Regions from separate parts of the Homo sapiens genome. Here region 1 is linked to region 2. A link is an interaction called in ENCODE POLR2A ChIA-PET data of the cell type or tissue named here. Cell type or tissue: CD4-positive, alpha-beta T cell. All regions are shown on one strand. Links, peaks and the distances in the headings refer to the core of each region. The heading gives the core; the rest is flanking DNA.

Evidence for each region. ChIA-PET counts read pairs that join two places held together with the same protein. Peaks named below come from ENCODE experiments on the same cell type or tissue, not always from the same donor. Only the 100,000 strongest peaks of a DNase experiment are listed, where the experiment ranks them.
Region 1: POLR2A ChIA-PET joins it to region 2 with 10 read pairs; 10 of 35 experiments call an interaction of 5 or more read pairs at or near these places.

Annotation. Positions count from the first base shown.
Region 1 is chr11:118,758,756-118,773,980 of GRCh38, reverse strand. DDX6 (DEAD-box helicase 6) reads left to right here. Exons shown (of 14, transcript NM_004397.6): 5 at 5,629-5,758; 6 at 8,626-8,772; 7 at 10,675-10,769; 8 at 13,937-14,059; 9 at 15,079-15,207. Among named protein-coding and RNA genes, the nearest start is that of DDX6, 25 kb to the left of the region's middle. In CD4-positive, alpha-beta T cell, for the core only: no CTCF peak of the experiment used is centred there; no DNase peak of the experiment used is centred there.
Region 2 is chr11:118,889,526-118,904,750 of GRCh38, reverse strand. CXCR5 (C-X-C motif chemokine receptor 5) reads right to left here. Exons shown (of 2, transcript NM_001716.5): 2 at 6,964-11,155. The coding sequence ends at 10,088. BCL9L (BCL9 like) reads left to right here. Exons shown (of 10, transcript NM_001378213.1): 6 at 1,299-1,515; 7 at 1,677-1,761; 8 at 1,843-4,132; 9 at 4,553-4,834; 10 at 5,243-8,615. The coding sequence ends at 6,336. Among named protein-coding and RNA genes, the nearest start is that of CXCR5, 13 kb to the right of the region's middle. RefSeq lists enhancers at 6,102-6,609, 8,229-8,987. In CD4-positive, alpha-beta T cell, for the core only: no CTCF peak of the experiment used is centred there; DNase peaks (open chromatin) are centred at 5,910, 8,136, 8,960, 12,090 and 1 weaker place; H3K4me3 peaks cover 1,448 bases; H3K27ac peaks cover 4,841 bases.

The sequences.
Region 1 (15,225 bases), core at 3,912-11,911, 130 kb after region 2:
TTCTGAATCCTGTAAATAAGTCATTCTTCCTGCTAACAATCGGTTTATCATGATTGAAAAAAATATTTCCTAAAAACTCAAAGGTTTTTTTTGTTTGTTTGTTTTGTTTTTTTTTTTGGTGTGTGTTTTGTTTTGTTTTCTTTTTGGGTGGGGTCGGGGAGACAGAGTCTCAGTTTGTCACACTGGCTGGTCTTGAACTCCTGGCCTCAAGCAGTTCTCCTGCCTCAGCCTTGCAGAGGGTTGAGATTACAGGTGTGAGCCACCATCCCCAGCCTAAATTAGAGATATAATTAGAAATTACCATCTCCCTTTTTTTTTTTCCTGTTAAGCAGGGGACATTTGTAACAATCATTGCTACCTCGTCTGGAGTAACCATAGGTTGTTTTTTTGTTTTGTTTTATTTTGTTTTGAGACAGAGTCTCGCTCTGTCGCCCAGGCTGGAGTGCAGTGGTGCAATCTTGGCTCACTGCAAGTTCTGCCTCCTGGGTTCACGCCATTCCCCTACCTCAGCCTCCCAAGTGGCTGGGACTGCAGGCGCCTGCCACCACGCCCGGCTAATTTTTTTGTATTTTTTTAGTAGAGACGGGGTTTCACCATGTTAGCCAGGATGGTCTCCATCTCCTGACCTCATGGTCTGCCCACCTCGGCCTCCCAAAGTGTTGGGATTACAGGCGTGAGCCACCGCGCCCGGCCTTTAACCATAGGTTTTTTTTCCCTCTTGGAAATTAAGGTTTGGAAAATAAGAGGAAGCAGTCAGTGTAAATGCAGCTAGTTGGGTGATGTTGAGCTTTTGTTGGTACCACACTTTTGTAAAATGCCTCTCAATGCTAGGAGATTGGAAAATAAACCATTCTTTAATTATAGGCATCAGAAACCAACTCGATCTAACTTAAGCAAAAGGAAATTTATTGGAAAAATAACGGGAATTCACAAGATTGAGAAGGCTAGAGAAACATACTTGGAAATGACTAAGAATTGAGATAGCTCTGAAGGACTTAGGAAGCTGTAATGGATGCACTATAACAATTTAGATTCTTAGGAGGCAACATTCCGCTGGCCCAGTGTGGGCTATGTGTCTACCACTTGGCTTAGAAAATTGGTGAGGCTTGGTCTGTTGGGACAGGGGAGACCAGGGCATATGTAATTCCTTAGAAGGAAATTGGGGTGTTACTTAGTAAAGGGATACTAGAGTAACCAAAACACAACAAATACTCTTCAGTCATTATCTAAACGTTACAGTGAATGTGAATTTGGAGACCTAAGGTGGCAGATGTCAGCCCTAAGCTTGTGGGGTTGGTTTTTTGGGGTTTTGTTTTTTGGGGGTAATAGCTTTATTGAGATATAAATGACATCACACATCAAAAGTATACAATTTAATGCTTTTTAGTGCATTTAGAGTTCTGCAACCATTACCACAATAAATTTTAGAACATTTTGATCAGTCCCACAAAAGAAACCCTTTTAGCAGTCACACCTCATTTTCCCACACCCCTAAACAACCACTGGTATACTTTCTGTCATTCTAGCTTTGCCTAGTCTGGACATGTCATATAAATAGAATCCTATAGTATGTGTTTTTTTTGTGACTGGCTTCTTTGACTTAGCGTAATGTTTTCCGAGTTCATCTGTGTTGTAGCTTGTATCAATATTCCATTCCTTTTTCCTGAATAATATTTTATTGTATGGCTCTATTACTTCTGATTTATCCAGTCATCAGTTGGTAGACATTTGGGGTTGTTTTCCAAGGACTGAGGATTTAATGTGCTATTTTGTGAAAATCTGAGAAGTAGGAAGGGGATTTAATGATCTCAACTGTCATCCGTCTGAAAAACCTAACTTGTGATTTTAAATAAAATAGCAGGCTGCCTTCCCCTGTTCCCTTTTTAAAATAGGAACTGACCCTGCTTTAACCTTATGAAGTTTTATTTATGAATAAAGTTTGTACTATTATAAAAAAAAACATAGAAGGAACTGGCTATTAAGGATAATGCTGCTATGAAAATTCAGGTGCAGGTTTTTGTGTGGAGATGTTTTTATTTCTCTTCGCTGTATACCTAGAATTGCTAGTTCATATGGTAACTCTTTTTAACCTTTTGAGGAACTGCAAGGCTGGTTTCCAGCGTAGCTGTACATTCCCACTAGCAGTGTATGAGAGTTCCATTTTCTCCAACTTCTTGCCTACATGTTATGTGCAGATCTAAGTTCAAATACTGGCTAAAGCATTTCTTGCTTTGTGACCTTGGGCAAACTAATCCTGTTTAGGATCCATTTTGTCAGTTGTAAAACAAAGTACCTAACTTGAAAGTTGTGCTGAGCACATAGTAAGTTTTAAAAAAAGTTTTCGTTTCCTTCCTCCTTTGCCTTCTCCCTGGCAGTTCCTCATAATTTCCTCTTGTATTTCACAGCTTTTTGAACTTGACTTGAATTCTCTTGCTTTTCATTATTTCCTGAGAAACACTGGTAAGAGGCAGTGTGGATGTGCTGAATTCACTGACTGTTAATCATAATGGCCATCATATAAGGCAAAATATCAGGGTGTCTTAACTTACAGTCTATCACATGTACTTTGTTAAAGCTTTATCCTTGAACAGTTTTTGTAGGGTATAATCCCTGTCAAAGAGGGCAAAGGAATAGAAGTCAATGGCCTTAATCAAGTCAGTCAAAAGATGAACTGAAAAGGGGGATTAGGATACCTCTAGTCTAATTCTGTTCTGCCTCACTTGATTGAAAAAAAGGTTTACACTTTAAAGAACCTGACCCAGCAAGTCGTTATGAGACCATCAGAGACCACCTATCTTACTTTTTCAATACTGTAAAACTGAGTAGTGTGCAGGCAGCCTGTTAAAAACTACAGACTACTGGCACCACAGAACCACAAAAGAGAAAACCTGAGGTGACAGGGTAATGGGAGCCTCTGGAACAACTGGAAATAATGGTTCACTTATCTGTGATGAGGGAAGAAATTTAAGACCAAAGGGTTAAAGCCAAGGTTTTCTTCTTTGTTTGCTTTACCTTAATAAGCAGAGTCTTTAATGCTGGCTGTAAGAACAAGACAACAGTATTTTCTTTTCTTTTCTCTCTCTTTTTTTTTTTTTTTGTGAGACTGAGTCTTGCTCCATTGCCCAGGCTGGAGTGCAGTGGCGCAATCTTGGCCCACTGCAACCTCCTCCTCCTGGGCTCAAGCAGTTCTCCTACCTCAGGCTCCCAAGTAGCTGGGACTACAGGTGCGCACCATGACCATTTTTGTATTTTTAACAGAGATGGGGTTTCACCATGTTGGCCAGGCTGGTCTCGAACTCCTGACCTCAGGTGATCTGCCTACCTCAGCCTCCCAAAGTGCTGGGATTACAGACATGAGCCATCGTTCCCAGCCAACAACAATATTTTCACAGTTGTTCTGGCAGCTGTGTTGTTCTGACCATATGGAACCCATTTATATCCTGTGATTGGAGCTCTAGGTAGAAAGAGTGTTGTCGTGGGAGATGGAAGTCATCCTGCTTATTTAGTCATTTCTACCAATAGCAGCTTTAAAGGGCTAAAGCTGTTTTTTGTTTGTTTGTTTGTTTTTGTCGTTAGCCCAGGCATAGAAGGGACAAATGTCAGTGACTGTGAATTTGGTTCCTAGTATCTTAGTTTTAGAAATTAAAAATTCAGGCCAGACACAGTGGCTCATGCCTGTAATCCCAACACTTTGGGAGGCCGAGGTCGGTGGATCATCTGAGGTCATGAGTTCAAGACCAGCCTGGCCAACATGGTGAAACACCCCGTCTCTACTAAAAATACAAGAATTAGCTGGGTGTGGTGGCACACGCCGTTAATCTAAGCTGCTCGGGAGGCTGAGGCAGGAGAATCGCCTGAACCAGGAGGCGAAAGTTGCAGTGAGCCAAGATCGCACCATTGTACTCCAGCCTGAGTGACAAGAGCGAAACTCTGTCTCAAAAAAAAAAGAAAAAAAATTAAAATTCCACATCATGGCCCGGCGCGCTGGCTCACGCCTGTAATCCCAGCACTTTGGGAGGCCAAAGCGGGTGGATCACGAGGTCAGGAGATCAACACCATCCTGGCTAACACGGTGAAACCCCGTCTCTACTAAAAATACAAAAAAAAAATTAGCCGGGTGTGGTGGCGGGCACCTGTAGTCCCAGCTACTCAGGAAGCTGAGGCAGGAGAATGGCGTGAACCCGGGAGCCAGAGCTTGCAGTGAGCCGAGATTGTGCCACTGCACTCCAGCCTGGGCGACAGAGCGAGACTCTGTCTCAAAAAAAAAAATTCCACATAATTTCCTTTTAACAATTTTTCAACGATCAAGCTTTTTCAACGATCTATTGTATTTTATAGTTTGTTGTTGTTGTTTGTTTTGTTTTTGCAAAGAGTGGGGGTGCTTGCCATGTTGCCCAGGCTGTTCTTGAACTCCTGACCTCTCTTTGTATATGTCTATTTATTTTTAAGTAACTTTTGGGAATCCTTTGCTGTTGTCTGGGAAATTTAAGTTAGTATGAACTACTGTTATTATTTGCAAAATAGATAACAAAGTAAGCCAAATATTAAAATGAGAGGTCACCTTTAGTGATGTGACCGTATTTGAGGTAGCTGCAATAGAATTGAACCTTCAATAGAGAGCACATTACAGAACAGAGAAGTAGGCTGTGGGACAGACATTGGAGATTTACTTATTATATAAATAAATGACAAATAGGACCTGAGGTTAAACTTTCCCAGCCTATTCGTGTTTTGTTGCAGGGATGAGGTGTCCAAGCTACAATTTTTCACTGTGGTCAAATTGGTGTGCTAGTCTCAAAATATATATAGTCTTACCTTGGAATTGTTTTTGTTTTTTCCTTTAAAAATTTTTGTAGAGATGGGGTCTCACCATTTTGCCTAAGCTGTTCTCAAACTCCTGGGCTCAAGTGATCGTTTTGCTTTGGCCTCCCATAATGGTGGGATTACAGATGTGAGCCACTGTATCTAGCCTTTTTTTTTTTTTTTTTTTTTTGAGATGAGACGAGGTCTCTTTCATGCTGGAGTACAGTGGTGCAATCATGGCTCACTTCACCCTTGACCTCCTGGCTCAGCCTCTCAAGGTTTATGGACACCCACCACCACACCCAGCTACTTTCTGTAATTTTTGTAGAGTTGGGGTTTTTCCATGTTGCCTAGTTGCCCGGGCTGGTGTTGAACTCCTGGGCTCAAGTGATCCCCCACTTCTGCCTCCCAGTGTGCTGGGACTACAGGCATGAGCTGCTGTGCCTGGCCATTTTTCCAATTTTTATTTGAAGGAGGCTTTGCTTTTGTTTTGTCTGTATTTTCAAGTGCTATTTATGGGTCAGCCTGAGTTCCTCCATTTTCTTTGTTGTTCTCTTCAGATACACACATAACACAGTTCTTATGACATTGGGTTACAATTTAAAATTCTGTGAGCAGTTCTGGTAAATACTGGTTTATAATGATGTTGATGTTGACTGGTCGTGCTGATTTACTTGGATCTCTGCTATTCATGTAGAATTCAAATGTAGGATACTTAGGACACTTAAAGCAATACCGAAAGAGGTATCCTTCAGTGTATTTCAGAGAGGAATTTGCTTGTGTACTACATTCAGAAGTAATTTTGTATTGTCTTATCTCTTTTAGGAGGAGAGCATTCCCATTGCTTTATCTGGTAGGGATATCTTAGCTAGAGCAAAAAATGGAACAGGCAAGAGCGGTGCCTACCTCATTCCCTTACTTGAACGGCTAGACCTGAAGAAGGACAATATACAAGGTTAGTTGAATAAAAGTTTGTTTTTAAACTAAAAATGGGAGTTTCAGCCTTGGAGCCATGTGTAGAAGATACTCTTTTTTTAGTCAGAATTTACATTATCTAAAATTTGTATTCTTTCTTTTCAGGTTTTTTCTTTTTTTAGCCTGATGATGGTCTTTTTATTAAAAATGATTCCCAGCTTTTTAGAGATTTCTAGTTTTAAGAGTATTCTTATATGATACACACTTGTGACAGCATTCCAGTGAGACAGGAAAAATAAGTATTAGTGCCCTATAGGTAGGAAAGCTGAGGCTGGGCACGGTGCCTCACAGCCTGTAATCCCAGCACTTTGGGAGGTCAAAGTGGGTGGATCACCTGAGGCCAGATATTTAAGACCAGCCTGGCCAACATTGCGAAACCCTGTCTCTACTAAAAATGCAAAAATTAGCTGGGCATGGTGGCGCACAACTGTAATCCCAGCTACTCAGAAGTCTGAGGCACGAGAGTCACTGGAACCCAGGAGGTGGAGGTTGCAGTGAGCCAAGATTGTGCCACTGCACTCCAGCCTGGGTGACAGAGTGAGACTCTCAACTCAAAAAAAAAAAAAAAAAAAAAAAGGCGGCTGAGGTCATGAGAAGTTAAATTAGTTGACATTGCTACTTATAAACTATGGAACTATTTCTTGTGGCAGATGAGTGTTAACAGAATTCCTTGTAGAAACATGAACTTCTGTTTAAAGGCTGTGGATTTTGGGATTTTAAGAGCCTAGGCAGTGGGGAATAAAAAATTTTCATAGTTATATTCAATGTAAGTTAATGGAATTAAGATTTCATCTCTGAAACTTTACATTTTTAGCTTTCGTGATCTGTAATTATCTTTTCTTCCCACTTTCATATGATGTAAATAGAGCCTAGGTAGCAGGAGTTTCCTACCTAGGTATTTTACACAGTGAATCTGACTCAAATGTAGTTGGGGCTTTTAGAAATATTGTTAATAAACTTTGAGCTAATAGTTGCGAACTCAACATGCTGAAAGTTTGTAATTAAGAACAGTATTGGCTGGGTGTGGTGGCTCACGCCTGTAATCCCAGCACTTCGGGAGGCCGAGGCAAGGCAGATCACCTGAGGTCAGGAGTTCAAGACCAGCCTCGCTAACATGGTAAAACCCTGTCTCTACTAAAAATACAAAAATTAGCTGGGTGTGGTGACATGTGCCTGTAGTCCCAGCTACTCAAGGAGGCTGAGGCAGGAGAATTGCTTGAACCTGGGAGGTGGAGGTTGCAGTCAGCCAAGATCATGTCACTGCACTCCAGCCTGGGTAACAGAGCGAGATCTGTCTCAAAACGAAGAAGCAGCAGCAGCAGAAGGCCAGGTGCAGTGACTCACACCTGTAATCCCAGCACTTTGGGAGGCCAAGGCAGGAGGATTGCTTGAGGTCAGGGGTTTGAGACCAGCTGGGCCAACATGATGAATCCCCGTCTCTACTAAAAATACAAAAAATTAGCTGGGTGTGGTGGCGGTTACTCAGTAGGCTGAGGCAGGAGAATTGCTTGAACCTGGGAGGCAGAGGTTGCAGTGGGCCGAGATGGCAGCCACTGCACTTCAGCCTGGACAACAGAGCAAGACTCCATCTCAAAAAAAAGAAGAGGAAGAGTTTAATATTTATATAATAGTATTGCTGAGGGAGAGTCTAAATCTGGGACACTATAATAGGTTCTCTTTTCATAAAGAGATTTGTACATTTGAGTTTTCATAATGTCCTGTGTAATGATTCAACTTTTTATTTTTATTTCTTAATTTTTTTGGCGGGGGAGACAGAGTCTTGCTGTGTCACCCATTCTGGAGTGTGGTGTCATGATCATAGCTTAATGCAGTCTTAATCTCCCAGGCTGATGTGATCCTCCTGCCTCAGCCTCCCCAGAAGCTGAGACTATAGGCACATGCCACCATTCCCAGCTAATTTTTTTCATTTTTTTTTTTAGTAGAGATGGGGTCTTGCTATGTTGCCCAGGCTGGTCTTAAACTCCTGAGCTCAAACGATCCTCCTGCCTCAGCCTCCAAAAGTGCTGGGATTCTAGGCATGAGTTACTCACTGTGCTGCCCAGCCCAATTTTTTAATACATCTCGGTATCTAGATTATAAGGGGCAGTGTTTCTTTTCTTTTTTTTTATTTGAGACGGAGTTTCGCTCTTGTTGCCTGGACTGGAGTGCAGTGGCACAATCTCGGCTCACCACAATCTCTGCCTCTCGGGTTCAAGCGATTCTTCTGCCTCAGCCTCCCAAGTAGCTGGGATTACAGGCATGTGCCACCCACGCCCAGCTAATTTTGTATTTTTAGTAGAGATAGGGTCAGGCTGGTCTCAAACTCCCGGCCTCAGGTGATCCACCCACCTTGGCCTCCCAAAGTGCTGGGCTTATAGGTAGGTGTGAGCCACCGTGCCTAGGCTATTTTTTTTTTCTTTCTTTCTTTTGAGACTGAGTCTCACTCTGTCGCCCAGGCTGGAGTGCAGTGGCGCGATCTTGCCTCACTGCAGCCTCTGCCTCCGGGTTCAAGTGATTCTCCTGCCTCAGCCTCCTGAGTAGGTGGGACTACAGGTGCGTGCCACCACGCCTGGATAATTTTTGTATTTTTAGTACAGATGGGGTTTCACCATGTTGGTCAGGCTGCTCTCGAACTCCTGACCTCAGGTGATCTGCCCACCTTGGCCTCCCAGAGTGCTGGGATTACAGGCGTGAGCCACTGCATCATAAGGTGCAGTTACAGGTGTGAGCCACTGCATCATAAGGCGCAGTATTTCTATAGCTTCTTAAATTTTGTAAATAATGATGTATAGCATGTTCTCCCACCTCACCCCATATTTTCTTATATATTCCTTGATACTGTTTCAGCAATGGTGATTGTTCCCACTAGAGAACTTGCTCTACAGGTCAGTCAAATTTGCATCCAGGTCAGCAAACACATGGGAGGGGCCAAAGTGATGGCAACCACAGGAGGAACCAATTTACGAGATGACATAATGAGGCTTGATGATACAGGTAAGAAATGATTACTAAAAGGTAGTGTAGCTCTCTGTTATTTTAGTCACAAGTATTTCAGTAAATTATTAAAAATTGTTTTTAAGAATTAAGGAACAGAAATACTGCAGTAAGAAAAGGAAATGACCACTGCATTCAAGCGAAAAAGACAAATTACCATAATTGAAAACGATATTTGACTTTATTAGTAATTGTAAAACAGCAAGTTTATAATAATTTTACCTGTTTAATTGGTAAAGCTAAAAGTATTAGTAGACGATAATGTGAGTTTGTGGACAAATAGGCTACATTGTAAATGTGGGGGTGTAAACTTACATCTCTATCATGGGCAATTTGGGAGTATATTTTAAAATTATAAATGTATATATAATGTGTGTGTGTGTGTGTATATTTTTTTTTTTTTTGGAGATGGAGTCTTGCTCTGTTGCCCAGGCTGGAGTGCAGAGGCGCAATCTTGACTCACTGCAATCTCCGCCTCCCAGGTTCAGGCCATTCTCCTGTCTCAGTCTCCTGAATAGCTGGGATTACAGGCTCCCGCTACCACGCCAGGCTAAATTTTTGTGTTTTTAGTAGAGACGGGGTTTCACCGTATTAGCCAGGATGGTCTCGATCTCCTGACCTCGTGATCCACCTGCCTCAGCCTCCCAAAGTGCTGGGATTACAGGCGTGAGCCACCGTGCCCGGCCATAAATGTATATTTTTAAGAATCTTTCCTGAAGAAAAAAGTTGGGTAAATGCAGGGCTGTAGGTACAAAGTTGTTTGCTATGGGGTGGTATTGTCGTGCCGAAAAATTGGCCAACTTAGAAGGAGATTGGCTAACTAAATACGTTAAGGTATAATCTGAATAGGATTCTACATAGTCATTAAAGAGTAAAGTTGACCTGTATTCATTTTCATGAAGAGGTTTCATGATACATTGCCGAGTGGAAAAAGGTAACAAAACAGCAAGAATGAGATCACTCATATAAAATTATATCTTGATTTTAGTTAGAATATTATATATGATAATTATGTGATACATTCTTTGTATTGCATAGGTTTTTAAAAAATTATCTTGTTTGATCCTTTTAACAATACTCGGCTCACTGCTCTAGATTAGAGGCATTGCTCTTATGTCAGAAGTCTGGTGTGCCTTCTGCTATTAATTGAGAATTATCCTAAGACAAGAAAGTATGCCTACTGTTGAAAGCAGCAGGTGATTTAGGAAGCTGTACCCCACCCAATGTAGAGGTGAAACAAATATTTTTTAAGCATCCTGTGGTGAAATGGAAGTCTTTATCCTAAAACACATCTTTGTGCCTTTTTGTGTTATTTCCACCTCTATAACACAATGTGTTTCTTCTCTTTCTTTCTTTTTTTTTTTTTTTTTAATTTGAGACACAGTCTTACTCTGTTGCTCTGGCTAGAGTGCAGTGGTGTGATCTCGGCTCACTGCAACGTCTGCCTCCTGGGTTCAAGCGATTCTCCTACCTCAGCCTCCTGAGTAGCTGGGATTACAGGCTCCCACCACCACACCCAGCTAATTTTTGTATTTTTAGTAGAGACAGGGTTTCACCGTGTTGGCCAGGCTGGTCTCGAACTCCTGACCTCATGTGATCCACCCACCTCGGCCTCCCAAAGTACTGGGATTACAGGGATGAGCTACTGCACCCGGCCTAGTTGTTTCTAATAAAAGATAGTCATGTGCTGCATACAATGTTGTGGTCAGTGACGGCTGCACGTATGTCGGTGTTCCCATAAGATTATAATGGAGCTATACAATGGAGTAGGCTATACCATCACATAGCAATGCATTTCTCAGAATTATCATTAAGCAGCTCAGGACTGTAATATTATAAACCTTTATCCTCTTTGCTCAAATTAAAATTAATGAGAATGTATGTTTTCTAAATCTTGCATAGTGCACGTGGTGATTGCTACCCCTGGGAGAATCCTGGATCTTATTAAGAAAGGAGTAGCAAAGGTTGATCATGTCCAGATGATAGTATTGGATGAGGTAATGTCTCTTCATTTGGCATTATACTGTTCTGTACTTTTCTGTGCTTTGCTTATAACTGCCAGTGAATGAAGCAAAAGCTGCTTGTGTTTATGATCTAATAAACACATAAACAATCAGTTTAAATTAATTTGCTTATAAAATGTGTTTTACCCGTCAGAGGGAGTAGATTATAGGCATTCATTGGAATTCAGCATTTTGTCTTTTTCTTAGAGATAGCAGACATTAGGTTTTAATTTTTTAGTAGAGGAGTGAATAACCTCAATGCCAAATTTATTCTAAGTCTCTTTCTGCTCTGTGATTAATTTTTAAAAGCATATAATATATATTGTCTCTTCTCATTTTGTGCATACTACTTTGTACTGTTTGGTTTTTAATCTCTGTTACATGTATTATCTCACCATGTTATAAATGCCTTTTAAAAACTTATTAAAATCTGTAGTCCTGGGATCTAGCCATGTTTTGTACATGTACAGATGGTCCCTGACTTAAGATGGTTCACTTTACAGTTTTTCAGTGGAAGTGATAAGCTTTCATTAGAAACTGTACTTTGAATTTTTAAGATTGATATTTTTCCTGGTTAGTAATATGCTATATGATACTCCCATGATGCTGGGCATCAGCAGCAAACTGCAGCTCCCAGTCAGCCACATGATGATTGAGGGCAGACAGCCGATACTCTACAGTATACGGCGTTGCAGGTGATTTTGCCCAACTGTAAGCTAAGGTAAGTGGAGCATGTTTAAAGGAGGCTAGGCTGAGCGATGATGTTCAGTAGGTTTGGGTAATATTTTCAACTTAGGATGAATTTATCAGAACATAATCCCATTGTAAGTCAAGGAGGATCTATAGTGATCAGCGTTGTTAATGTTTTGACATGAGGTTATTTTCACATTTGGGTTGAGGTTTATTATTATTATTATTATTTTTTTTTTTTTGAGACAGACTCACTCTGTCACCCAGACTGGAGTGCAGTGGCGTGATCTCGGCTCACTACAACCTCTGCCTCCCCGCTTCAAGTGATTCTTATGCCTCAGCCTTCTGAGTAGCTGAGATTACAATTATGTACCACCCACGCTCAGCTAATTCTTGTATTTTTAGTAGAGGCGCGGTTTTGCAATGTTGGCCAGGCTAGTCTCGAACTCCTGACCTCAGGTGATCCTACTGCCTCAGCCTCCCAAATTGCTGGGATTACAGGCATGAGCCACCACGCCCGGCCTGGTTTGTGTTTTAGGTAACATGATTTAATTCAAATCAGACTTTTATCTTTAAGTAATGAGAGAGAACATTTATTAATCACTGGGTACCAGCACTAAGTGCTTTACATGGTTTGTTTTTTTTTTTTTTTTTCCATTTAATTTTTACAAGAAACCTATAAGGTAGGTATCCTGTCAAGTAGTTACTATAGTATGTAGACATCCAACTTCTAATTTGCTTATAAAATACGTTTTATACTTCAGATGCAATAGATAGGCATTCATAGGAATTCAGCTTTTTGTCTTATAGATGCCAGAGTTTAGGTTTAATTTTTAAGAAGAGGAGTGGCTGGATAACTTGAAAGTCAAGTTTTTTCTTTTTTGTTTTGTTTTGTTTTGTTTTTGAGACAGAGTCTCGTTGCCCCGCTTGGAGTGCAGTGGTGCGATCTCAGCTCACCGCAACCTCCACCTCCCAAGTTCAAGCGATTCTCCTGCCTCAGCCCTCCCGAGTAGCTGGGATTACAGGCATGTGCCACCATGCCGGGCTAATTTTGTACTTTTAGCAGAGACAGGGTTTCTCCATGTTGGTCAGGCTGGTCTCAAACTCCCGACCTCAAGTGATCTGCCCACCTAAGCCTCCCAGAGTGCTGGGATTACAGGCGTGAGCCACCACACCTGGCCTTAGCCAAGTTTTTTCTAAATCCCGGTAAAGTAGTTACTACATTATGTAAACATCCAAATTTTAATAGTTTTACAATTTTAGAGTTGTGGAAACTGAAGTACAGAGTAGTTCTGTAACATTCCCACACAGCTGAGAAATGAAGGAGGCAAGATTTCAACCTGGCAGTTTAGCTCCAGAACCTGTACTTTTTTTTGAGACAGAGTCTTGCTCTGTTGCCCAGGCTGGAGTGCAGTGGTGCGATCTCAGCTCAACTGCAACCTCCATCTCCCAGGTTCAAGCAGTTCTTCTGCCTCAGCCTCCTGAGTAGTTGGAATTACAGGCGCTTGCCACTGTGCACAGCTAATTTTTGTATTTTTAGTAGAGACAGGGTTTCACCATATCAACCAGTCTTGTCTTGAACTCCTGACCTCAGGTGATCCGCCCGCCTGGTCCTCCCAAAGTGCTGGGATTACAGGCGTGAGCCACTGCACCCGGCCTCAGAACCCTTACTTTTTTTTTTTTTTTTTTTTTGAGACGGAGTAGTCTCGCCCTGTCGCCTAGGCTGGAGTGCAGTGGTGTGATCTTGGCTCACTGCAGCGTCCGCCTCCCAAGTTCAAGCGATTCTCCTGCCCCAGCCTCCCGAGTACCTGGGATTATAGGTGCGTACCACCACGTCCAGCTAATTTTTGTATTTTTAGTAGAGATGGGGTTTCACCATGTTGGTCAGGCTGGTCTCAAACTCTTGACCTCGTGATTCTCCCGCCTCGGCCTCCCAAAGTGCTGGGATTACAGGCGTGAGCCACCGCGCCCGGCCAGAACCCGTACTTTTAAACACTACACCATACTACCTCTTTAATGAGAATCATCACATTAAAATTCTGTTGTGGAGCTGGGCATGGAGGTATGTGCCTGTAGTCCTAGCTACTCAGTAGGCTCAGGCAAGAGGATCACTTGAGCCCAGGAAGTTCAGGCTGCAGTGAGATACGATTATGCCACTGCACTCCAGCTGGGTGACAGAGTGAAATGCTGTCTCTAAAAATAAATAAATTAATTAAATTCTGTTACAGAAAGCGGGGGAGGTTGTCTGTGTAGTGTAGAATTTTTTTTTTCCCCTAGAAGATGGGGATTATAGATTTTGCCCCCTTCTGCATATTTGACTCTCTGCAGTGTTGGAGAGAATTTATTGTTTTCCACCAGGAACATTTCATGGATGCTTTTGTTGGATGATGCCTTATTCTTTGACCATGTATTAACCAAGACCTTAGACATTATTTTATTGTTTTTAAAATTGTCTTTTCTTTCTACTGCAGGCAGATAAGTTGCTGTCACAGGATTTTGTGCAGATAATGGAGGATATTATTCTCACGCTACCTAAAAACAGGCAGATTTTACTATATTCCGCTACTTTCCCTCTTAGTGTACAGAAGTTCATGGTGAGTATAAATCTGTACTTGGAATCAGTGCCATCCTGTGACCTTTGAGTATGCTTTTATTTGTAATTACATCTTCATATCTGTGAATATACTTTATGCTAATTATTTCAAGCCTTTGGCTCTTTCTTCAGTTGATCAATTAAAGATTTGTTTTACGTAAATTAACTGACTTTTTAAGAAGGTTGTAATAGTAACTTAATTAAATTCCTCATCTTTCACTTAGTTTTTGGTGTCATGATGACATAGCCATTGGTGCTAGCTGAATTGATTCCGGTATTATTCTATATACAAAACAGAGCTTGAGTATCCTAAACTGAAATCCAAAATACTGCAGAATTTGAAACCTTTTGAGCCACGAACATGATGCTAAAAGGAAATGTTCTTTGGATTTTGAATTTTCAAATTAAGGATGCTCAGTCACTAAGTGTAATGCACATATTCCAAAATTAGAAAAAATTTAAAACCTGAAACACTTCTGTTCCTAAGCATTTTGGGTAAGGAATACTCAACCTGTAGTAACTTAGCTGCATTTTTGAGATCTTATATCTTAATTTATTTCTATCGGGTCGGGCATGGTGGCTCATGCCTGTAATCCCAGCACTTTGGGGGGCCGAGGCGGGCAGATCACAAGGTCAGGAGTTCGAGACCAGCCTGGGCAACATGGTGAAACCCCGTCTCTACTAAAAATACAAAAATTAGTCTGTTATGGCAGTGCATGCCTGCATTCCCAGCTACTCGGGAGGCCGAGGCAGGAGAATCACTTGAACCCGGGAGGTGGAGGTTGCAGGGAGCAGAGATCGTGCCACTACACTCCAGCCTGGGTGACAGAGCAAGATTTTGTCTCAGGGTGGCAGGGGGGAAATTCTGTAATGACAGATCATATATTTTGTTTTGAAGAGAGTTGCGTCCCTTACAGCAAGAGTTTATCGGACAGAAACGTATAGGGTATATTTTGAATTTGAGATGAACTCTGCTTTCATTTAAGACGACGACTCATCTTTTTCCCGCTCCCCCCCCAGAATTCCCATTTGCAGAAACCCTATGAGATTAACCTGATGGAGGAACTAACTCTGAAGGGAGTAACCCAGTACTACGCATATGTAACTGAGCGCCAAAAAGTACACTGCCTCAACACACTTTTCTCCAGGGTAAGAAGTAGGCTTCTG
Region 2 (15,225 bases), core at 5,287-13,286:
AGGTGGTCACTGCCCTGGCTGGATGGAGACAACTTCAGGCAATCTGTCTCCCATTAACTGAGAATGCTGGTACTTACTGTCTGCGGGCCAGGAACTGTGACTTGCTTTTCTTGGCATGCGAATGGGTCTACCCACTCACCTAGACCCGTTGTAGATTTTTTTCTACGCTAAGACTTACAGTCAAGTGTCTAACCATGGAACAAAACTTCCCTTGGTGCTGAGGGCAGCTGGTCTGTCTTGAGAGTGTTTCCAGTATGTCAGCTTTTTCTAACTGTTTTTTCTTTCTTATTTTTATTTATTTATTTATTTTTTTGAGACAGTCTCGCTCTGTCGCCCTGGCTAGAGTGCAATGGTGTGATCTCGGCTCACTGCAACTTCCACCTCCTAAGTTCAAGCAATTCTCATGTCTCAGCCTCCTGAGTAGCGGGATTACAGCCATGCGCCACCATGCCCAGTTAATTTTTGTATTTTTAGTAGAGACGGGGTTTCACCATGTTGGCCAGGCTGGTCTTGAACTCATGACCTCAGGTGATCCGCCCGCCTCTACCGCCCAAACTGCTGGGATTACAGGCGTGAGACACCGCTCCCGGCTCTCTGTTTTTCAAATGGATTTTTTTAGTCTGTGACATTGATTTAAACTTACTGTTAAAAAATATATTTCTTTGGCCTGCCCCCTGTGCAAGGAGGAGGTTAGTATTTTACATTTTATAGATGAAGAAACCGAGGCTTAGAGGGATGTCTGGTTCATAAAATCACAAAGTCAGTTAGTGGTGGGGCTAGAGTGAAAAACCATCCATCATTTGGATCATCAGCTTGTGTACCCTCTCTGCCTTCTCCCTAACTGGGTCACTAGACTGTGTGCACATACACTTACCCAGTGAGAGGGGCAGCAGCTCAGAGCGGAGCTTCAGAGTCCCGGCCCTGGGTTCAGTTCTGGCTCTGCACTAACTGGCTGTGTAACTGTGGGTGAGGAACTTATTTCCTCCTTTGTTAAGTGGAGTGTGTGACACGTTCCTCCCAGGGTGTGTTGATGAGATGAAATCACACCTGTTAAGTCCCCAGCAGAATGCCAGGCCCATGGGAGCCTGTGGAGAGGACACATTTTCTCTGTCCCTGCTCTCCACATGGTCACCACTCTTGCCATCGTGGAAACCAGCCTGGTGAGAACACCAGATACTGACATCAAATGTCCCTGTGGGCACGAGCTGTAAGGCTGTGAGCATCAGTGGGAGGGGGCATCAGCTGGTCCTTCTTGTATCTAGACCACTTAGCCCCTTTCCCTGTCCTCTCTCCTGCAGATTGTAATGTAGCAGACCCAGCCATGGCGGCCCCACAGCTGGGTCCCGGCCAAACCACCCAACTGCCCCTCAGCGAGAGCAGCGTGCCAGGCGCCCCGCACGGCCCTCCTCCTGGCCTTCGGCCTGATGCCCCTGGGGGCGGGGGCGGGGGCGGGGGCGTCCCCGGAAAGCCTCCCTCGCAGTTCGTATATGTCTTCACCACCCACCTGGCCAACACGTAAGTGCCTGGTGGGCAGGCCAAGTCTCTCTCTCTCTCTGCCCAGCACCTCTCAGCCTGGGGTTCCGAGGGAGCCCCGTGCAGGGGCAGGGTGGGGTGGGTGAGGGTGGGGCTCCCTCCTGCTCACCTCTCTGAGCTGTCGGTGCCCCCACTCTGTGCAGGGCTGCAGAGGCAGTGCTGCAGGGCCGGGCCGACTCCATCCTCGCCTACCACCAGCAGAACGTGCCCCGGGCCAAGCTTGACCAGGTGAGCGTGGCGCCTCTGTGAGCAGCAGGACTGGGTGGAACGTCCCCTTACCTGTCTCATGCTCTCTTTGTCCTTCTGCAGGCCCCTAAAGTGCCCCCCACCCCAGAACCGCTACCCCTGAGCACGCCGTCAGCAGGCACCCCGCAGTCCCAGCCACCTCCACTGCCGCCGCCGCCACCCCCGGCCCCTGGCAGTGCCCCGCCTGCTCTGCCCCCAGAGGGGCCTCCTGAGGACAGCAGTCAGGACCTGGCCCCCAACTCGGTGGGAGCTGCCAGCACAGGTGGTGGGACTGGGGGCACCCACCCTAACACCCCGACGGCTACCACCGCCAACAACCCTCTGCCTCCTGGAGGAGACCCCAGCAGTGCCCCCGGCCCTGCCCTGCTGGGGGAGGCAGCCGCCCCTGGAAATGGGCAGCGCAGCCTGGTGGGCTCAGAGGGCTTGTCCAAAGAGCAGCTGGAGCATCGGGAACGGTCCCTCCAGACGCTGCGAGACATTGAGCGACTGCTGCTCCGCAGCGGAGAGACTGAGCCCTTCCTCAAGGGGCCCCCAGGAGGAGCGGGTGAGGGGGGCCCACCAGCACAAGCCCCCCCTCCCCCCCAGCAGCCACCCACGGCCCCTCCCAGCGGGCTGAAGAAATATGAGGAACCCTTGCAGTCCATGATTTCACAGACACAGAGCCTAGGGGGCCCCCCGCTGGAGCATGAAGTGCCTGGGCACCCCCCGGGTGGGGACATGGGGCAGCAGATGAACATGATGATACAGAGGCTGGGCCAGGACAGCCTCACGCCTGAGCAGGTGGCCTGGCGCAAGCTGCAGGAGGAGTACTACGAAGAGAAACGGCGGAAAGAGGAACAGATTGGGCTGCATGGGAGCCGTCCTCTGCAGGACATGATGGGCATGGGGGGCATGATGGTGAGGGGGCCCCCGCCTCCTTACCACAGCAAGCCTGGGGATCAGTGGCCACCTGGAATGGGTGCGCAGCTGCGGGGGCCCATGGATGTTCAAGATCCCATGCAGCTCCGGGGCGGACCTCCCTTTCCTGGGCCCCGTTTCCCAGGCAACCAGATACAACGGGTACCTGGGTTTGGGGGCATGCAGAGTATGCCCATGGAGGTGCCCATGAATGCCATGCAGAGGCCCGTGAGACCAGGCATGGGCTGGACCGAAGACTTGCCCCCTATGGGGGGACCCAGCAATTTTGCCCAGAACACCATGCCCTACCCAGGTGGGCAGGGTGAGGCGGAGCGATTCATGACTCCCCGGGTCCGTGAGGAGCTGCTGCGGCACCAGCTGCTGGAGAAGCGGTCGATGGGCATGCAGCGCCCCCTGGGCATGGCAGGCAGTGGCATGGGACAGAGCATGGAGATGGAGCGGATGATGCAGGCGCACCGACAGATGGATCCTGCCATGTTTCCCGGGCAGATGGCTGGTGGTGAGGGCCTGGCGGGCACTCCCATGGGCATGGAGTTTGGTGGAGGCCGGGGCCTCCTGAGCCCTCCCATGGGGCAGTCTGGGCTGAGGGAGGTGGACCCACCCATGGGGCCAGGCAACCTCAACATGAACATGAATGTCAACATGAACATGAACATGAACCTGAACGTGCAGATGACCCCGCAGCAGCAGATGCTGATGTCGCAGAAGATGCGGGGCCCTGGGGACTTGATGGGGCCCCAGGGCCTCAGTCCTGAGGAGATGGCCCGGGTTCGGGCCCAGAACAGCAGTGGCGTGATGGGCGGCCCGCAGAAGATGCTGATGCCTTCACAGTTTCCCAACCAGGGCCAGCAGGGATTCTCTGGAGGCCAGGGACCCTACCAAGCCATGTCCCAGGACATGGGCAATACCCAAGACATGTTCAGCCCTGATCAGAGCTCAATGCCCATGAGCAACGTGGGCACCACCCGGCTCAGCCACATGCCTCTGCCCCCTGCGTCCAATCCTCCTGGGACCGTGCATTCAGCCCCAAACCGGGGGCTAGGCAGGCGGCCTTCGGACCTCACCATCAGTATTAATCAGATGGGCTCACCGGGCATGGGGCACTTGAAGTCGCCCACCCTTAGCCAGGTGCACTCACCCCTGGTCACCTCGCCCTCTGCCAACCTCAAGTCACCCCAGACTCCCTCACAGATGGTGCCCTTGCCTTCTGCCAACCCGCCAGGACCTCTCAAGTCGCCCCAGGTCCTCGGCTCCTCCCTCAGTGTCCGTTCACCCACTGGCTCGCCCAGCAGGCTCAAGTCTCCTTCCATGGCGGTGCCTTCTCCAGGCTGGGTTGCCTCACCTAAGACGGCCATGCCCAGCCCGGGGGTCTCCCAGAACAAGCAGCCGCCTCTCAACATGAACTCTTCCACCACCCTGAGCAACATGGAACAGGGTGAGTCAATTGCGCAGGCAGGCAGGCAGGCAGGCAGGCAGGCGCTGAGCAGTGTGTCCATGCTGGGGCTGGGCAGTGAGTGAGTAAGGGCCTGTGTACCACGGGCCCAGAGGTGGATGGCTCTGCTTATGGGGCAGATGATGACATTTGTGGGCTTTCTCAGGGGGTACCACGTGAGTCTCCCAGGCATTTTGAGTGATCGTACTTGGGGCCTGGGATCTTCCCCTTGCCTGGGGCCCTGAGGCTGCAGGAATTGCTTGAAGACTGGTGGGCTCTGGAGATAGTGGGGGCCTGTGGGTGTGTCTGAAGGACCAGGTGATTTGGGGAACTGACCGCTTCCTAAACCTCCCCATATCCACAGCCAAACTCATCTGCCCCTCCCCAGTCACCCCTGCTCTCTTTGTCTCCCCGTTTCTGTAGGTACCCTCCCGCCTAGCGGCCCCCGGAGCAGCTCCTCAGCACCTCCCGCCAACCCTCCCAGCGGCCTCATGAACCCCAGCCTACCATTCACTTCCTCCCCAGACCCCACACCTTCCCAGAACCCCCTGTCACTGATGATGACCCAGATGTCCAAGTACGCCATGCCCAGCTCCACCCCGCTCTACCACAATGCCATCAAGACCATCGCCACCTCAGACGACGAGCTGCTGCCCGACCGGCCCCTGCTGCCCCCCCCACCACCACCGCAGGGCTCCGGGCCAGGTGCGAGGACAGGCCAGGGCCCCAGGGAGGCCAGCTGGTGTGGGCACTGGGAGCGGGGAGCACAGCTGTGGTTGTGCTGGCTTTTTTGTGCCTCTGAAGGCCCTGGGTGTGGGGGTGGAGGCTCCGGGATGCTGTTCCCACTCGCTGGAGTCATTAGGGAAACCCAGCCCAGAGCACTCGAGTGGTCTTTCCAACACCTGGTGGTGTGTCTGGCGAACTGGGCCAGAACTTGGTCTCTTGGCTTCTAGCATCAATGCCTCCAGTCCCTTCCCTCCCAGCCAGGGGAAGCCAGTGGTGAAGACTTTGACCTCTGGCACCCCCTGGCTTGGGAGTGGGGAAGGCCTGAGCCCTGCACCCTCCCCGAGCTGGGCACACCGTGCCTGACCCCCTGTCTTCTATTCCCTACAGGGATCAGCAACAGCCAGCCCAGCCAGATGCACCTGAACTCAGCCGCTGCCCAGAGCCCTATGGGCATGAACCTGCCAGGCCAGCAGCCCCTGTCCCATGAGCCCCCGCCCGCCATGCTGCCCTCCCCCACCCCTCTGGGCTCCAACATTCCACTGCATCCCAACGCACAGGGGACAGGGGGGCCCCCTCAAAACTCCATGATGATGGCCCCAGGGGGCCCCGACTCCCTGAATGCCCCCTGTGGCCCAGTGCCCAGCTCCTCCCAGATGATGCCCTTCCCCCCTCGGCTGCAGCAGCCCCATGGTGCCATGGCCCCCACTGGGGGTGGGGGCGGGGGGCCTGGCCTGCAGCAGCACTACCCGTCAGGCATGGCCCTGCCTCCCGAGGACCTGCCCAACCAGCCGCCAGGCCCCATGCCTCCCCAGCAGCACCTGATGGGCAAAGCCATGGCTGGGCGCATGGGCGACGCATACCCACCGGGTGTGCTCCCTGGGGTGGCATCAGTGCTGAACGACCCCGAGCTGAGCGAGGTGATCCGGCCCACCCCAACGGGGATCCCCGAGTTCGACTTGTCGAGGATCATCCCCTCTGAGAAGCCAAGCAGCACCCTCCAGTACTTCCCCAAGAGCGAGAACCAGCCCCCCAAGGCTCAGCCCCCTAATCTGCATCTCATGAACCTGCAGAACATGATGGCGGAGCAGACTCCCTCTCGGCCTCCCAACCTCCCAGGCCAGCAGGGCGTCCAGCGGGGGCTCAACATGTCCATGTGCCACCCTGGACAGATGTCCTTGCTGGGCAGGACAGGCGTGCCCCCACAGCAGGGGATGGTGCCCCATGGCCTGCACCAGGGGGTCATGTCCCCTCCACAAGGCCTCATGACCCAGCAGAATTTCATGCTGATGAAGCAGCGGGGCGTGGGGGGCGAGGTCTACAGCCAGCCGCCCCACATGCTCTCCCCGCAGGGCTCCCTCATGGGCCCCCCGCCCCAGCAGAACCTCATGGTGTCCCACCCCCTTCGGCAGCGCAGTGTGTCCCTGGACAGCCAGATGGGCTACCTCCCGGCACCAGGCGGCATGGCCAACCTGCCCTTCTAGAAGTCGCTGCCAGGGCTGGAGCCGGGGCAATGTTGCAAATACGATAACCTTAACAAAGTTCTTCCCCTCAATGTTGGGATGGCCTGGGTCGCGGGGTGGGGTGGAGGGGGTGGGAGGGGGCTTGTGTAGGGAGTGGCATTTGTGGAAACCAGATGTGCTGGCAGCTTAGGGGGAAGTGGCAGTGTGGGGTGGGGGATTTTGCATTGGGGTTGGTTCCATTTCGGCCACCAGGACTGCCCCTCCCCCACTCCTCCCAATTCCTATGGAGCCTCTCTATTTTACCTCTTTCCGTGCATCCCTGCACCCGCCACACCCCCTTCAGCTATGCTTTTGGAGTCCTGGATGGGAATCTGGGGGGAGAGAGGAAGGACAGGTCAGGTCTCCCCCAGCCCCTTCTGCTCCTGTCTCCTCGTGTCCGCATTGCTGGAGCTCCACCTCCCTCTTGGTTTCTCCGCACCCGCCCATTTTCCTTCTGTCTTTACCTGCTTCGTATCCTTTCCCTGCTGATGTGGCTGACCCCTCTCCCACCCCTCCCTGCAGGCGGCTGGCCAGGTGGGCAGGTGCCAGCCGGAGCTGTAAATAGAGCGCTGCGCTTTTGTGCTGGTTTGTGCGTGTGCTGTATTTCTGTGTTTTGATAGAAGTCACACAAAAAAAAAAGGATAAAAGAAACCCTTCCCCCCTTCTTCAAGTTATTGCTCCCTCCATTCCCCTGGACCCAGGGACATGCAGCCCTACATGGCCACCCACTGTTTGCAGTGTCTCTGGGTCCCTAAGGGATACCATTCCTGTCTCGTCCCCAAATGGTAAGATGACGTAAATGACCCACTCCTAAACTGAGGTCAGACCACCTAGGCTTCCACCTGGTGAGCCCTAGCAGGGCTGAGACCCCCAGGGCGGCAGCCTGTCTGCTGCTGAGTGATTCAGGGAGAACATGTGTGCACGTGCATGTGTGTTTGCCCACACCGGTGACACGGGGCCCTGGCTTTCCACTTTGGATGCCCGGGCATCCGCTGCTGCTACATCTTAGCCAGAACTTGAAGTCTTTTGTCCCAGTTTGGGATGAAGGAAAGGAGGAAGAGGCGGTGGCTGTGTGGCCCCCTTGAGTGGAGCCATGGAAGGGGTGGCATGGTGCCACTGGGGCCTGTGGCTGTAGTAGCCCTGGGCCAGGTAACCTCCAGGGCCCTGACTTTTCCAGAGGCTGCTGCCACCTACTTCTTATCAAAGAAGGGGGAGAACAGTTCATCTGAGTCAGTGCACCTCCCCTCCAGTCTCCACTCCCTGAGGATGGAATCGGGGAAACAGCATCCTGCCGCCTCCTCTCTGCCTGCCCACTCACCGGCAAGGTTGTCCCTCTGCCCAGGGCTCAGGGCCATGTACCAGATCTGTCTGTGCCCACCCAGGCACAGCCACTGCCTCCCCCTTGGCTCCCTGCTCCTACCCAGGAGAGCTCCCTATCCGCCTTTGGTCAGAGCTGAAGCCATATACGACTGGGTGTTTGTCCCCCTACTTTGGCCCCAGGAGTAAAAAAACTTCTCCTTTTCTCACTTCCTTTCCTGCCTCGGGAGGTGGCAGGGCAGTTCCCTGGCTGAGGCCTTTTGCGCCCCACCTCCAGGACCAAGGGCCATTCTAGACAGGGTGTCTTCTACCAGGACCCGTCCCTAGCCTTCCTGGCCTGGAGGGCCTGGTCTTGCACTGGCAGCTGTAATACAAAGGGAACTCGCCCCACTTCTCCCAGCCTGGTGCTGTCCTCTCGGCCCACCATCGGCCAGGTCCAGCGCTTCCTCTGGGGCTGACAACAGGCCCCTGACTCACCCCGGTCACCTCCCAGGGTCCATGGCCAGGGCCTCTGTGTTTGGGGGGCCACTTGCCCTTCATCCTGCCAGGCGCTTTGCCCGCCCTGCCTCAGCCTGGGCCCTGTGCCCTTGAGCCCTCCACCCCTGGCCCAAGACCCCCCCAAACTGTCTGACTCTGTGTTTCCTGCCCTGAGGAGAGAGGGGTCAGATTGCAGCGGGCCGAGTGCCCTCTCCGTCCCCTCTCCTCCCACCCACGCCACAGGCCAGCCTACTCTTCCCTCCATCCATGGCCACACCCCCAGCCATTTTGTACCATTATATAAATATATATATAAATATAAATATATAAATACAATATGTGAAGACATCTTCTTGGTTTTTATTTTGAAACAATTTTTAGGCTTGTTCCGGGGGTCTCTGTGCTGCCTGTACTGTATTGACCTGTTTTATAGGTGCCTTTTTATTAAAAAGAAAATTCAAAATCCAGCCTCTTGCCTCTTTGCATCTGCTTCAGACTCCCCCATCGATTACCCAGCTTGCGAGGAGATACTCAGAGAAAAAAGGGACGTCTTAGGGCTTCCTCGTTGTCCTGCCGTGAAGACACTCTCACGTGAGCCACAGCTGTTATTTCCCCAGTGGGGCCTCCCAAGGAGCTTGGCTGCTTGGCTTGAGTGGGACAAGGGCAGGGGTCCCTGACTCCCCACCTGATCAAAGGCTGGGGAGGTGGTAGGGAGCACCCAGAACTGCCGGACGGGCCTCCCACACCCCAGGTGAGCAAACAAGCACGGAGCAGCTTCCTGCGGTTCCATCTGAGTGACATCCTCACGGGGGCAGGGCACGGCTTCCTGGGGCCTGGGGACTTCCCTGCCTCAGTGTGTTTCTTACACTTCCCTGCCTAAGGTGATGCCACGGAGGGGATGGTTGAGATGACTCCCACGGGCCCCTTCCAGTCCACCTTTCTCCGTTCCGACTCTGAGTTTCCTCGGGTCTATAGCTTATGGGAAGGGAGTGAGGAGGGGACAAGCCAGCCTCCTTCCCCATCAATGCCCACAACCTCCCATCCCCTGGACCCAGCCACCCTAGGAGTTCTCCACCCCACCCCATCTCGCCTGGCGGAGGGGACCGCCGGGTTTGATTGATCCATCTCCCTCCTTGGGGTTCGGGAAGAAAGCTCTTTTCTTCCCTCTGTCGGGTTTCTTTCTTGCTTCTCGGCCTTCACGCTTCCTCAGGTCACTGGCTGGCCTCCAAGGGCACCTAGAGTCAGCCCTGCCTGCAGACCACCCAGGATCCGGTGACATGGGGTGGACCCAGCGCTGTTTCGGTCAGAGCCAGGGGCAGCTACCTGAACTCAACCAGTCTGAGCTTCCTGCTTGGTCAAGATGACTGCAGGCTTGGGGGCCTGGCAGAATGTCTGTGTTTTTAGGGACTGAGTTGTCCGAAGGCCACACTCTGCTGCCAGCTGGCCTTTCCTCAGCCTTAACCTCCACTCATCCCCTGGTGCTCAGCTTCTGGCTTTGTTTGACAGGTGGGCAGGAGGAGAGAGGGGAAGCTGTGGAGGTCAGCAGCCCCTAAGCTGATGGAGTGTGTTCTGGGAGGGGCAGGCGCTCTCCGTTGGCAAGGGCAGAAGTAGAAGTTGTTTCTTGAGCATTGGATGATTAGGATGGGAGGTGCGTGAGGTTCTCTCAGCCCAGGGGGGTGCAGATGGGTAAGGACAGCCTTCACTGTGCCTTTGAGCTGCTTTCCGCTCCCTGGGCTCCAGCCTAGCCCCAGGGCCGGCAGAAGAGCTGGCAGGGATGTTCTAGAAATGGGGGTTGGTTCCTCTAGCTACCCCAAATGAGGATACTCCTAGGACACTCTTAGCCACGGTGAGCCCTTAGGATCCCAGCTCCTGTTGGAAGGAGCATCCAGCATCACTGCCTGCCCCAAGGAAAAGCAGCAATAAAAGGGGACACTGGGACCTAGAACGTGGTGAGAGAGGTGGCATTCTCTGACTCAGAGAGACTGCTCCTGCGCCAGCTAGGGAAGAGCTGGCACAGGGAGGCAGGGCCGGTACAGCCCAGCTTCGTCAGGAGCCGCGACAGGTCACTGCGGAACTTCACGCCGGCGAAAGTGTAGAGCATGGGGTTGAGGCAGCAGTGGGCCAGGCCCAGGAACTCACACATGGTGATGGCCACGGGGAGAGAGCCATTCAGCTTGCAGGTATTGTCCACGGCCTTCAGCCTCGCCAGGGTGTCCAGGAAGATGACGATGTGGTAGGGTGACCAGCAGAGGAAGAAGATGCTTGTCACCAGGATGGCCACCCTGACTGCCTTCTGCCGCTGAGGGCGCCGCTGGGCCTGGCGCAACCTGTGCACTACCCCCACGTAGCACCAGCCCATCACCAGCATGGGCAGCAGGAATCCCGCCACATGGTAGAGGAATCGGGAGGTGAACCAGGCATGCGTTTCTGCTTGGTTCTCTTGGGAGAAGGTGCAACGTGGCAGGGAGTTGTTGTGATGGCCTTGGCTGACTTTGGCGAAGAGAATCTCTGGCAAGGCAAGGAGGAAGCCCACCAGCCAGATGGTCCCACAGGTGATGTGGATGGAGAGGAGGCGGCGGTGGCGGTAGGCATGGACGGCGTGGACAATGGCCAGGTAGCGGTCCACGGCGATGCAGGCCAGGAGCAGGCTGCTGCAGTAGAAGTTGACTTTGTGCAGGGCAATCACAGTTTTGCAGAGGAAGGTCCCCAGGACCCAGCCCACAGAGCCCTCGGCCACGGCAAAGGGCAAGATGAAGACCAGCAGGAGGTCGGCCACGGCCAGGTGGAACAGGAAGGTCTCCGTGGAACTGCGTGTCTGCCGGTGCCGCTCCAGGATCACCAGCACCAGGACGTTGCCGATCACGCCCAGGAGGAAGATGAGGCTGTAGGCCACGGGCACGAACACGGCCTTGAAGGAGGCCATGAGGGGCCCCTCTGTGGCAGGGCAGAGATGATTTTCCACCAGGGAGGTGTCGTTATAGTTGTCCAATCTGTCCAGTTCCCAGAACTGCAAGGGCAAGGAGACGGGAGGGTGAGGACCTAAGGACCTGTCTTTCCTCTCTGAGAGGAACCCTAGCTCTCTTGGAGGTTTTTTCCTACATAGGGCCCACTGACCAAATGTCAAGTTTCAAATTTCAATTTTGAACAAATCACTTTGTCTTTTCCAACTTCAGTTTTTCGCCTGTCAAAGGGACCGCATTCCTTAGAGTGGTGGTGCTGATGAAGGGAGGCGTGCGGGTGGCTGAGCTTTGTAAGTGCTGGAGGGCTGGACCCCATAAGTCAGCTTGTGTTTTTGGGTCCTCATGTACGGAAGCCTGCAGCCTTGGCGGCTGGAGTCACAGGACTTCAATTTGGGGAATGGACCTGCTTGGTACAAGGACCCATCTGTTCCAGTTCTGAGCAGAACAGTCGGGCACTGCAACTTAGCATTGTGCTGGGGACTAGGGGCGGGCGGGTGCTGACTTGGCCTGTGGGCTCCCTCCTCATGGGTCTTCCTGTTCCTGACTGTCTCTGTTATCACTGAAATGGCAGTAATAGCCTCCCATCTGGTTCAATATGCACAACCCGCTCAAGGTATGTAATATTATTCCTATTTCACAGATGTGTCTTGCTAAAGATCAGGTTTGTGTGAACCGACGTTTATCTACTTCCAAAGCCAGTACCTCCCACTGAACAACCCTGCCTGGGCTTCCTTCTAGGGGCAGCAGATGCAGGCTCCCTGCTACTTCCCATCACTGGCAACCTCCCTGCAGCTAGGAGCACTCAGAAGCAGAAAGCCCAGAGGCAGAGAGAGGCAGGAGAAAGTGAGGGCGACACGGGGAGACTGGCAGGAGAGAAGGAGAGAGCCTGCTCCAAGTGCAGGGGGTGTGCCCGTGATGTCTCCGGAAGTTCCCTCCTCCCCATCCTCCTCTTCCTCTCCCCATCACCCCCCCCCCATCACCCCAGCACTCAGGTTGTTTACCCAGCTAACCACAAAGGAAGACATGTGCCTGTTTTCACACCTTTCACTCACAGCTGTCCCCTGCACCTGTTCCTCCTCACCTCCCAGCTCTGTTCTTCCCACCCTCCCTACCCAAGCCCCTCCCCAGGCAATTCAAAACCAATTATAACCAACCTATGTGGATTCAAAATGGCAATACTATAAATGATGAACCCAGGGAGGCAGAGGATGGGATGGGGTACTCTGTCCACCAGGCTCCGGGTGGCTTAATGGTGCCCCCATTTCAGGAGAGCAAGGCACCCCCACAAGGAGGGGATGGTCACACTGGGTGCCACAGGGCTTTCTTGCCTCTCAGGAGCCACAGTTGTGGGTCACACACTCACTCCTAATGCTGAGCAGACCCATTCTCCAACCTGGGTCTTTCCTTCTGGCTCTGGGGGAATGAGGGTCTGTGAGAAGGAGGTGTGGGAGATACATCAGTGCAAGGGTAGAGCCATCTGCCAACCCTTCCCGCAGCATCCCTCTGCCATTGCCTCAGTCTGGTCTTCCTTCTCTTTACTCTAATGCTCAGGAGACCATCTCTCCATGGGTCCCATCCCCACCAGCTTCTCTACTCCTGTCCACCTCCTGCACAGAGGACAGGGTAAGTTTTCTAAAACACAAATCCCATCGCATCAATGTTCTGTTTAAAGTCCTTTACTGGTTCCCCATCACCTGTAAGCAGTGGTTTTCTTCTGCTTTTTGTCTTTATCTTATTTTTTCAACTTCACTTTTTTTTTTTTTTTTTTTTTGAGGGGGAGTTTTGCTCTTGTTGCCCAGGCTGGAGTGCAGTGGCACGATCTCGGCTCACTGCAACCTCCGCCTCCTGGGTTCAAGCAATTCTCCTGCCTCAGCCTCCCAAGTAGTTGGGATTCCAGGCATCTGCCACCACACCTAGGTAATTTTTTTGTATTTTTAGTAGAGACAAGGTTTCACCATGTTGGCCAGGCTGGTCTCAAACTCCTGACCTCAAGTGATCCCCCCGCCTCGGCCTCCCAAAGTGGTGGGATTACAGGCATGAGCTACCATACCTGGCCTCAATTTCACATTTAATAGCAAAGTCAGCTATAAGAAAAAGTCATATTTGTGATCATGTTCATCAATAGAAGATTGATTGGAGTCTGGGCATGGTGGCTCAGGCCTGTAATCCCAGCACTTTGGGAAGACAAGGCGGGAGGATCACTTGAGCCAGGGAATTTGGGACTGCAGTGAACTATGATTATGCTGCTACGCTCCAGCCTGGGTAACAGACCAAGACCCAATCTCAAAAAAAAAGAAAATGATTGGAGTAAGCCAAACTTAGTGCCATTCACACATCGCTAAATTTCAGAACTCCTGGGCACAGTGGCTCCCAGCACTTTGGGAGGCTTAGGTGGGAGGATTGCTTGAAGCCAGGAGTTCAAGACCAGCCTGCATGACATAGCGAGACCCCATCTCTACAAAACATTTTTTTAAAAAATAAAGTTTAGAACTCATTGCAGAACATCCCATGCAGTAGGATTCCATGGAATTTCTCCCCCAAACACACGCCTTTGTTTTTGTTTTTTGATAGATAGTGTCTTGCTATGTTGCCCAGGCTGGAGTGCAGTGGCTATTAATACGTGTGACCATAGCACACTACAGCCTTGACCTCCTGGGCCCAAGTGATCCTCCTCCTGCCCCAGCCTTCTGGGTAGCTAGGACTGCAGGTATGTGACAACAGTGCCCAGCTCCAAGGACTTTCTTTAGAGTACCCATGACTGTGTGTGTGTCACAGGGTTCCCCTGGAGTGGGGAGTGGTGTTGGGGCTCCAGGCTCCCCTCCTTGACTTTAAACTAGAGCTCTCCACTTTTGACTTGTGCAGTGCTTCACACATAAGCTTTCATTGAAGAAAATGGTTCTACTTTCATTTGAAAACCATGGACCTGTGGGAAGACGTCTAACCTCCCAACACAGCCTTTATGTTCTTCCCAAATGTATATTCCTCTGACCTTTCAAACTTTGTCTTCTATTAATAAATTATTGCTCTAGACCACCCCCCGGCCTTTCCCCAACACCCCAACACATTCCTGTCTCCAAACCTCTGCTTGGCCTTTTCCTTCTGTCTAGCAGGTCTTTCTTTCCAAATTTGCCTAATTTCCACCCTTCCTCCAAAGCCGAATTCAATCCCATCTTCAGACATCCTTCCCGGCTCCCCTCTTGGAATTCTCTCTTCTCCTTATGATGCGTGTGCATTTATTACAGCACCCAGGGTTGGGATGACACTTTCTAACCAGATGGCAAGGTCTCAGAAGCAGGCCTTCTGTGTCCCCCTCCCAAGGCCACGTGTTTTACGTAGGACAGACGTGTGCTGACCTGCTCTGAAAGCAGTTTCCCAGAGAAGGCCAGGAGCCCTTATAACCTGAGACTTAGACAAGTGCCTCTGCAGGGACTCACTCCGTAATCTTCTGCATTCTGCCTTCTCCCAATAACCTTGATGGCCTTGATCCTAGATCCTATCTTGAGTGCTCTCCCTCTATTGGGAGCTATTTCCAATACCGTCACTGAGCACACCCACTTGACTAATACTGGAATTCAGCAGTCTTCACGCAGAGCCAAGCCGTTCAGACAGGGAGGAGAGAAGCAGGGCCTGGGGCGGTCAGCAGGGCTGGACTCCACCTACCTTGGCCGTGCCTGGGTGAGGGCTTAGGTCCAGCCAGCCTGTCTGACCCAGAAAGCCCTGGGTTTCTGGGCTTGTCCTCCACACAAGTTCTTGCCCTTCAAAGATTCCAGACTGACTGAGTTATTGCTCATCTAAAGTCAATGCAGTGGGACATCTCCCTAGGGCTCCCATCTCCTGAGAACCAGATTTAGAGGGGGCTTGGGAGGGGCCTGTGTCTTCCTCCTTGCCAAGAGGTATTTGTCTGGCAGCGTTCAGAGAGGGTAAGATGGGAGGAAGCTGGTTTGAGGGGTGCTGGGAATTGACAGCACATCTCAGCAGGAGGTGTCAAACAGACGTTTTGGGGGTTCGGGAGTGGCACATGTTAAAGCCACTTCCCACACATAGGAGTTCTAGCTCCCCCAATCTCCCCCAAACTATGGAGAGAGGCAATAAAGCAAGGTTGGCTCCGGCCTCATGG